Regions from separate parts of the Mus musculus genome. Here region 1 is linked to region 2. A link is a contact called in ENCODE POLR2A ChIA-PET data. All regions are on one chromosome and are shown on one strand. Each heading gives the region's core, a stretch centred on a gene start or an enhancer-like site at or near the end of the contact. The rest is flanking DNA. Distances are from core to core; before and after follow the strand shown. Region 1 holds the start of Naa20 (N(alpha)-acetyltransferase 20, NatB catalytic subunit). Region 2 overlaps Rin2 (Ras and Rab interactor 2).

Evidence for each region. ChIA-PET counts read pairs that join two places held with the same protein, here RNA polymerase II (POLR2A).
Region 1: POLR2A ChIA-PET joins it to region 2 with 10 read pairs in embryonic stem cell. The contact joins the promoter of Naa20 here to the enhancer-like site in region 2. POLR2A ChIA-PET finds 5 or more read pairs at or near these places in 2 of 5 experiments (Patski and embryonic stem cell).

The regions. Positions count from the first base shown.
Region 1 is chr2:145,900,682-145,905,694 of GRCm38, forward strand. Naa20 (N(alpha)-acetyltransferase 20, NatB catalytic subunit) reads left to right here and starts at 2,560. Exons shown (of 6, transcript NM_001141965.1): 1 at 2,560-2,681. The coding sequence starts at 2,629.
Region 2 is chr2:145,830,735-145,835,564 of GRCm38, forward strand. All of the region lies in intron 4 of Rin2 (Ras and Rab interactor 2), which reads left to right. Among named protein-coding and RNA genes, the nearest start is that of Rin2, 47 kb to the left of the region's middle. Within about 2 kb of position 2,242, at least 1 of the 3 ENCODE cell types and tissues checked has a DNase peak (open chromatin) inside an H3K27ac peak, as active enhancers do.

The DNA.
Region 1 (5,013 bases), core at 1,310-3,809, 70 kb after region 2:
ATGTCCTGGTCTGTTCTGCTATGTTCTCAGCCCCAGGTTTCAAAGCTCACAAACAACTCTTTGGGCTATTTGACATACATTACATGAATCACAGGTCTCAAGTTTTATTTCCTTTCACCTTAATCTTCCAACAGCTGGATACATGTTTCAGCCACTATGCCCATCTCTCATGGGTTGCAAATTAGTAGCCCACAGTATCTAGCATGGGTCAAGTGCTGCCTCTGTATTAAACTCACCTTTTTATTTTGAAAAAACTAAACTAAACTAAACTAAAATTTTATTATATTTAAAATACTTAGAAACCTTATGGTTATAAACCAGAATCAGAAGAAAATTATGAATATCATCCAAACTTCACAACCAGCTAGTTCAAATCAACACTGGATCATGTCAGAAAAAAAAAAGTTGCAAAATATTTTGACATGGCCAATTAAAACAAAAAGCAATACTGGATACCCCAAGTAGTAAACTCTTCTGAGTTTCATTTTTATTATCTTCCACTTCTTTGTACAAATCTGTGAGATGCAGAAAATGGATATTGATGAAAGATTCTTGACCCATAAGAATACGAGTGTCCCATGTGCTGTCCAGTGGAGAAGTAAGAGGACACTGCCCTGTGGATGCTGACCAGCGGTCCTGAGCACCTTGGCCATTTATTTACTCTGTTTTTTATTGATGTTTGACACAGGGTCTTGCTATGTAGCACAGGCTGGTCTGGAAGACAAGATTCTCCTTCATCTTTCTAAGTCCTGGGATCATGTTTGAATATGCTGTGTGTATTTTACTTATAGTTTTCTTTGTATAATGATACACTTATTCATGAAAAAAAGCAAATTTACTTACATTCACTGGCTTAAAACATTTTTATTCTTGAGAATTTCATACACACATACAATGAAATATGAGCATATATACACCCATCAAATTCATATTCCCCCACATGTCCCCCCCTCTCAATTTTGTCTTTGTTTTAACCACATGCATTTAAAATTTTCCTTGAGTAGACTACCATATCTCTCTTACTGGTTAGTTCAGACTCTTTCTGACTTTGTCCATTTTTTCCATTTGTATAAGCATCATAACCTCAACTTCCCTCAAAAATATATTTTACTGTTCATTTCATGGCATATTTTGCCAAAGTAAGTGAATAGAGGGTAGAAGCTGAACTCATGGTGTCAAACTCCACCTTTCTACCATAGTAGCAGTTATATATATACTTTCGGGCCTGTCATACCCATGTTTACAATTATTCATTGTATAATTTACTTCATCAGGCTTAGAGACAAAGCTTGGCGAGGAGCCACTGGGACTACCTGCTCTTTCAACCATTTGCTTTCTTCTCCACCACACCTGGCCCTCAGGTTTGGCCAAGGAATTCCCAAGACACCTGCGGAGCAACTGAGTCCCAAAGGAGTTGGGGATGTGAGTCTGCTGTAATGTAGGCATCTCGCTGAGTTGGATTGGTTTGAGCTCAGCAGCATGTTCTCCAGGACCACCCCAACTGCTGGTAAGGAGAAGAGGGGAAGGCAGCTTCACAGCCCGACAGTACATAGTCTCCTCAGTCACTGGGTCTATGCCGTGGAGACGCTGGGCTGGTGCTTAAAATGTAGCAGGCCAGATGAAAGAATGTAATTCCTAATGGTTAACTTTCAACTTAGACATGAGATAATGTTTCATTTGGTTATTTGGAAACATGTTTGGATTACTTTGATAGCTCTATCATCTTGTATGCATGTATTTGAGACGGTCACACTATGTGTCCTTGACTGGCCTGGAACTCACTATATAGACCAGGGTTTTCGAGGCTCACTAACAGCCTCTTGTCTCTGTCTCCTTACTACTGGGATTACAGGTGTAAGGCACTATTCCTGGCTTGATCTGCTCTTTAATCACACATTTATTAAAATCAGCATCGAAAACAAATAGTTCTGATCATTTTTCTCTCGGATTAAAATAAACTGCAAATATATGGACCAGATTTCAAAGTCTTATTGCCAAAATAAGATAAGATATTCACATTTTTTATACAGATAATCTTTCTTTCTTTCTTTCTTTCTTTCTTTCTTTCTTTCTTTCTCTTTCTCTCTCTCTCTCTCTCTCTCTCTTTCTTTCTTTCTTTCTTTCTTTCTGTTCTTCCTTCCTTCCTTTCTTTTTCTTCCTCTCTCTCTCTTTCTCTCCCTCCCTCTCTCCCTCCTTTCCTTCCTTCTTTCCTTCCTTTCTTCTAAATAATTTTAATGTGCTAGAAAATTTAAGGTCACATCCCTGGTTCATGACAGTGGTTGAGAGAAGAGGCCCTGAGCCATCCTTTTAGGGATCACTTCCTAACTCACCCTGTGAAGCATCTTTGTAGTTTTGAAGCTTGCTTTTACGATTTGGCTCTCTGACTCCAGCTTCTTTCTCCTTGTTACTACTCTGCCTACTTTTTGGAAAGGGTCTGCGGGGCGCGGATCATTAAGGCAATTGCTGATTTCAGCCGCCAGAGAGAGCTACGACGCTACTCTTGTTGCCCAGCAACCTCTGGTCCGGAAGTAGTTCTTTGTCCCACCCCATGGCGGCCGCGGGCGCGAGTACTTCCGGTAGTGCGGGCGCGGGGTCGCGCCGAGCGGGTTGGAGGCTGGCGGCGGCGCAATGACCACGCTCCGGGCCTTCACCTGCGACGACCTGTTCCGCTTCAACAACATGTGAGTGAGGCACGGCCGGCCTCTGTCTTCGCGGCGCGGGACGGGGTCAGCCTCGCGGGGCCGTGGGCCGGGTGGACGCTGCGCGGGCGCGCTGACCGGTGACCTTGGCCGAGGCGCGGCGCTCCCGGTGCGCCCGGGATGATGCGGAGCCGGGCTGGACACCCCGCGCCCGCTCCCTGAGGCGGCCTCACTGCGGAGGGAGGGCGGGGAAGGAGCGCGGTCCTGGTTAAATTGTATCCCAGTGAAGTAACCTTGCGATGCTCCGGGCCCTCTCAGCAAGTTGTGGTTTGTGCTTGGTAGTTACAGTAGCGGAGCGCCCAAAGTAGACTGCCTTGGGTTTTTTTCTTTTTCTCTTAAAAAAAAAAAAAAAAAAAAAAAAAAGACAGGGTTCATTTCGTATCCCTGGGCTCCAGGAACTCTCTGTAGACGAGGCTGGCCTAAACCTCACAGATATGTCTTCCTGTCTTACTAGTGCTGGGATTAAAGGCATGCCCCACCACACCCAGCTAGACTACATTTTTTTTTTTTTGGTTGGGGATCCAATGTACTGAAGACTCCCCGGTGCTGTGTGGTTTCTTTTCAGTCCAAAATTTAAAAACCCGTGATTTGCCGTTCTCCCCTTCTCGCTTTTTAAAAAGAAAAAAAAATTTAGTTTGGAATCCAAATTATGACCATTTAAAAAGCTCAGCATTTCACCGCGAACTCCTGTAGACACATGACCTCGGTTATTTGCTTGATATAACGTAGTAAGAAGTATGGACCGGAAGGTTTAGGTAACAGAAGGGAAGAAACTCTGGGATGATGGACATTTCAAAGAGGGGATGAACCTTGATGAAGGAAATTTGGCAAGGAGGAAACTCTGGAGAAGGCTGCAGGAAAATGGAGTGTGAAGCAGGGTAGGCCTTTGCTTCAGGTGAAGCCAGGTTTAATTATCGTGTTTAATTGGTTCAGATCCGATCTTGTGAGATTTCGGTTAGGTCCCGCTTGTGTTGAATCCTCTGTGCATTTTAGTACTTGTGGCAGGCGCTCATGTAATAATAGGCCCTTAAATCTTCACAAATTCTGTCATGTGCTGATGTCCTCAGTTTCTGGGTGAGGGAAGGGATTGCACACACAGAACCCTGACGTGGAGTAGGTGGAGACTGGCCCTGGTGGTTGTTAAAAAATTGGTCCCATGGAGCTGGAGATGGTTCAGTTGTTAAAAGTACTGGGTGCTCTTCCAGAGGACAGGGGTTCACTCCACATGGAGGCTCACACTTGATTGTAATACTAGTTCCAAGAAGCTGCTGGCCTTTCCTGGCTTGAGTAAGCACCAGGTATGCATGTAACACACAGACATATAAAACCCATACCCATTCAATAAATGAAAAAGGTTGATCCTGGCACTCAGGCTGAGGTTGGAGGATCACAAGTCTGAGATCCTTTGGTATCCACAGGAGATTGATTCTATGATACACCAAGATTCAGTGATGTGCAACCCCCTTATTGCAATGGAGTGGTATGCAAATAGCCCAAGCACTTCCATGTACTGTAAATCAATAGAATACTTATATAGTACAACGTACATATTTTATAAGTGCTTCCAATACGGTTGTATTAGGGAATAATTGGGGGGGGTGTCCTTTAAAGGTACAGGCACATAGTGTCTAAAAATTCTTCAGTCTGAATTCTGATCTACTGAGTACAAGGTGTTGATTAGAGGCAATAGAGTAGGCAGGCAAGCCACTGAGGCAATAGACTGGAGTGGTAAAGGGAGATGCTGTGTAGATGATACAGAGCCTGAACTTAAGAAACCGAGATAAAGCATCTGCATATGAAGCTCTAGGAAGAGAGTAATAGGGAAATGGAGAAGGTAGAAGGAAAATACACATGGACGCCTATTAAACATCAGGTCTCAGCGCATCTGGCTTGGTGACGCCTCCTCTTGTTAATGCCAGTGAAGGAACCCACTTTCTCACGTTAGGAAACAGTGAGTCACCAGGTTAGGTGCTAGAGTAAATGAAACTGAAAGGCCAAACCCAGGTGGGAGGAAACCCAGGGTGGGATCCAGAAGCTAGCAAACAAGAGGACTCCAGGCAGGGGAGGGCACTATCATGAGGTGGCGATGGCTAAGCATGGGCTGCATTTGTACACCCCCTTCAGGAGAGGCAGAAGTGGAAGGTACAAATACAGGAGAGAAAGAATTGTAAGAGAAGTGTCCTCTGGTGAGAAGAGGGAGGGGTCTGCTTGCCTTATAATGGCAGAAGAGCAAGCAGTGTCTGGGTGCAGGGCTTTTGGGTGGGCAAAGTCAGATAGAGGCCTTTGGCTGGTTTCTTCTTACACTTATTTATTT
Region 2 (4,830 bases), core at 992-3,491:
TACATTTTGTTAGGGTTCCCCGAGGGGAGCCTAGAGATTCACACAACACAGAAAGGACACCCATCTTACGACAAATGGGTGTCATATAATGGGATGAACGCAGAGGACTACAGGAATGTGAGGGATGGAGGGCAGAGGGAGAGGGAGAGGGAGAGGAAGTTGGGGAATTCCAGGTCAGTGTGGTTTTAGAAAAAAAATGAGATCTGACATCCCTTCATTAAAGAATTAATTACACAGGTGAGACTAGCTTGCGATTACAAATGCCCCAGAGAGCCATTCAATGTGCCTCAATTCTTGTTATCTAGGAAAGTTCTTTTTCCAAGGAGCATTTAAATTTTCTTCTCTTGATTACTAACAGTAGGAATGTATATTGTGAAGAAAACATACCTTAGAAAATAAAGTGATGCACAGTGATGCATAGGTTCTTCCGGTCCCTGGGGATGCTGGGACAGGAGGATGGGGACTCTGAGATCTGCGGGTGCTACGAAGAAAGCCCTATCTCAAAACAAACAAAACAAACAAACAAACAAAAACAGCTCAGGAGGGGGGGCAGATAACAAGTTCAAGGTTATCCTTGGCTACAGAGTAAGTTAGTAGTCAGTCTAAACTACAGAAGGCCCTGTCTCAAAAAACAAACAAAACCCAAACAAACAAACACACATGAGTTCACCTACAGAGGCAAAACCGGGTACTGTTCTTGTTGTATTGTATAAAAAGATAAGAGAGAGAAGGAATATGTTTTGGTGGAGGTGTAGTCAGGTATGGAGGAAGGGGGTACCTCCACGGGCCCATGCTAAGGTGACCCTTTCCCCTGAGGGACCAGCCACTCCTATAGTATAGAATAGAGTTTATTTAGGGCATGGGGAGGGGAGTTAAGAGGGTAGTAGAGAGAGAGAGAGAGAGAGAGAGAGAAAGTAAGAGGTGGGGGGAGGGGAAAGGAGGAGAGGGAAGGGGAGGGGAGGAGAGAAAAGAGAAGGATGGCATGTGGAGGGGGGGGGAGGGGAATGGAGAGAGAAGGGGAAAGGAGGCGAGGACAGGGAAGGAGCCAGAAGGCAAGAGCAATAGAGAGCAGAGGAACAAGCAGCCCCATTTATAGCGAGTCAAGCACACCTGGCTATTGCCAGGTAACTGTGGGGTGGAGCTTAGACAAAATGCTGACATTCTATCTCTTTGCTGTTTTATCTCAGCAGTGTGTAGTCCCCCATTTTTGTCTTACATTACTAAATATATGAAATGAGTGTTTGTCAACTGACGAGGGTGTTTTTGTTTTGTTTCTTTTAACATTCTGGTTCTGCTTTGGGTTTGGGGTGTTTGTGTGGGATGGTGTTTTTCTTCATTTGTGTTGCTGTCATTGCTTGTGCTCCGTCAGCATCTATGTTGTTGATCTACTCTTAGATCCTCCTACTTCAGCTTCCCTAGTGTCTGCGACTACAGACCTGTGCCAGGGCCCTCACTGGAGTCCCTGTTTTAACCAGTGGCACCATTCTGTGTCATGGTTGGCGTCTGTGTCGACAGTAGACTTTAGCCACCTGAGTGTAACACTAGCAACACTCTAGGGCTAGATTCACTTCATACCTTTATTTTTCTTTGTTCTTAAGGATCAAGCCCATGGCCTCATGCATCCTGCTACGGAGGCAGGTGACGACTACTACTATGCTGTAGCCCTGCCCTGTTTTATCTGACAGCTTTGCCTCCTGGCTAACTCCGCTCTGCCAAAGCTGTGTGCTTAGTTAGAATTCTGCTGGCGAGTCGGTCTTGCTAAGCAATAGCATCAGCGTCGCACAGCCGGAAGCACTTAAGTCGTAGAAACCACGCATGTAGGGATTGCATGCCTGTCTGTGAAGCTGCAGGCTGGGGGGTAGAGCCAGCTTGGCTCCTCCTCCTGCCTGAGCTCAGCTCCAAGGGCAACCAAGACAACAGGCTCTTTGTTTCCATTTCTTATTTTTACAAGAACAAATGAAAGCCTTTGCCAGGGCTGACTCCATATCTGGCCTTTTCATCTGGAGCCGAAGAGGAAGCTGCAGAGTGGGATTGCCCCCATCACCGTTCCACCCCTACCCCACCCCCAGTCTTTCTTGTGTAAAAATGGCTGCCCTAGGTGACACCATCAGGTTTTGTCCCCCAATTCTCAGTACTTTACTCCTGGGCCTCAGGAGGCAACAATTTTTAAAAATCAAACGAAATCCTTTAAAGAAAAATGTGATTTTTTTTTCTTCCTCATAAATATCCCCCTGCTGTTCATCAGTAGAAATCACTTTCAGGAAGTTGCAGCTTCCTCCGGCAAGAAGCAATAGCCCTCAGCCACATGGAAATCAAATCCATACCCAAAATATAGTAGGGTTTCGTTTTCCTTTTAGAGTTTGAAGGGATAAGAGGTCTTCAGGGAATTAAAGCGGTAACATGTAGGAGGCTGGGAAGCTTCAGAGGTTGAAAATATGGACCCTAATATAATGTAATATAATATAATGTCCTTGCCTGCCGTGCTCAAGGCTCTGGCTTTGACCTCAGTACCACAATGTGAACAGAAAGGCAGCCACAACTCAGAAAAGTGGGCCTGTGTGGATTCTGGGGGGGTTGGTTTTTTTTATCCTTTTCACCTCGAATAGGAGTTAAGTTGGATGGCTCAACTATCTCTCCCAACTCAGCTAAATATGCAGGGATTTTACAAAATTGTGACTCTCCGGTCCTAGGCCATTACCCTCCCCTCTGTGTCTTGGCTAGTAGGTAGAAGGTCCCTCAGGCCATCTGCCAACCTTTGTGCTATAAGCCAGACTTGCACACTAGAGTCTTGTGTCATCAGGAATACATCTGGGCCTCCTTTCGCCTCCAGGCTTAATGTTACCAAGAGGGTTTAATTTAGCCTTGAGAGTCAGGAATTGCTGCCGTGCCTGGAGGTGTTAAGCAATCACCATATAGCAACTAACCAGTAGGTGTTTTTGAAATTGAAGGTTTCTGGGAAGTTTTGTGTTCTTGGCATATGTGTGAGGAATTGTTATTTATGCCAGAAATATTTTTATCAGATGCACTTTTTTCCTGTATGGGCTCTTTATATTTCTTCATAAGGAACCTATATTTTTCCCAAAAGAGTTGACCCTCAGCCCAACCATCTGTCACACACCACCACCACCCACCTCCCAAGCCAAAGCCCGGGATTCATCTCCCACTAAATGTGGTCTCTGATTGGCCACTGCCGGCCATTTTGCTATAGGATCAAGGATCTTCTAATACATGAACAAAATCATGGTAGACACAAGACTCTATCCTCTGTCCAGTCCTTAGTTCTTAAGATGGCCTGAGCACTAACCTCTCAAAGCAAGAATCCTGGACCATCCCTTGAGGCACTCACATGTACCAGGGATGGGTTGTTAGATTTCAGATCAAAGAGAACTCAGGAGAAGAATGCTAAAGCCCTTTTGGTCTGTGTTCAATGCTCCACCTAGTATTGTTTCTCCAAGCCTCTGTCGGGGTGCCTGCTTTAACTGAAGGGTTATTCTCATCAATGCTATCTATTTTCTGGTTTCTCTTGTAAGCCTTAAGCTCTTTCTCCCAGTACTGCAATAAGCACTCTGTATTTGGCAACTTTAGACAGAGTGTTTGTCAATGGTGTCCTACTTTGTCCTTGCAAATCGAGACTAAATGTTGTGATTGGCTTTATACCCTAGGACTAGAAAGACTGTAAGAGGAATCCATGAGCAATGAGGAAGGAGCTGCTAAAACCTCAGAAGTATCACTCTGCAAAGAATGAGGCTGCTTCCTGCCCAAGGCCCCAAGATGGCCAAAGGCATGACTACCTTGACCATCCATTTCCAGATAAACACACAAACAAGAACCCTTTGTCTCCTGAGGCTAGAACTAAGCAGCCAGAGACTTCTTATCTGAGCACCTGGATGAGGGAAGAGCTGTGTCTAAGGTTGAACATAAGGATCCCAAAGTGAAGCTCAAACCAAACACGCAAGAACGTCTCCTCTTGCTCAGGAGCAAGGACTATCCACCTACTACCTCCCACTCAAGCCTCTGTCATGCCTGCTCTGGGCTGACCCTGAACATGGTTCATGTGAGATCAAAATGTGAAGGGGTAATGCTTTGGAGATGTATAGACAGCAGTGAGGAGATTACAGTAGCTGAAAGAGATGCGGGGGTGGGGGTGGGGGGGAAGGCTAGGAGTTGAGCTCAGTTTTAACAGGTTGGAGGGAGCCAGATAGGAAAATGGACAGTCAGGAATAGCTTAGCCCTGTGGGAGTGTATATAGTTAGCATGTGTAAGACCCAGGGTTTCATCCCCACCACCAGACAAATTAGTAAAGATGGAGCAGTTTAAACTCAGCAAGGTGGGGCGAGCCTATCAAATAGTAGCTCTTACAAGCTGGTCTTCTCTATGAATCCGAGAGAAAAGTGTGTAAATATTAATACAGGAAGAAGATTCTCCTTTTCTAGCCTAAGATGTCATAGCCCATTTCAATCATCTTTCCTATTCCCTTTCTTCCTATCTTTAGTATTAACTCATGGATCCCTTAAGCTGATTTTCCTTTTATATATTTTTACTTTCCTATAAAAAGGTCAATCTCTTATCTCTACCATGGTTGGGAAATACAATTGTAAAAGGTACAATACTACTTACTACACTGTAGTTTAAAGACCTGACTTGGCTTTAGTTTTTATTCTACAGTTGGACCTTGCATTCCATAAAACAGAAAAAGTGATGGGCAGAACAGATTTGTAAAAACTGATATAGGGGGACTAATAAAGCAGGGCGGGGTGAATGAAATCGGATCAATCCTTTGTAAGGTGGGTGGGGCTGGAATCAGAAGGACAGACCTCAGGCATCAGATTC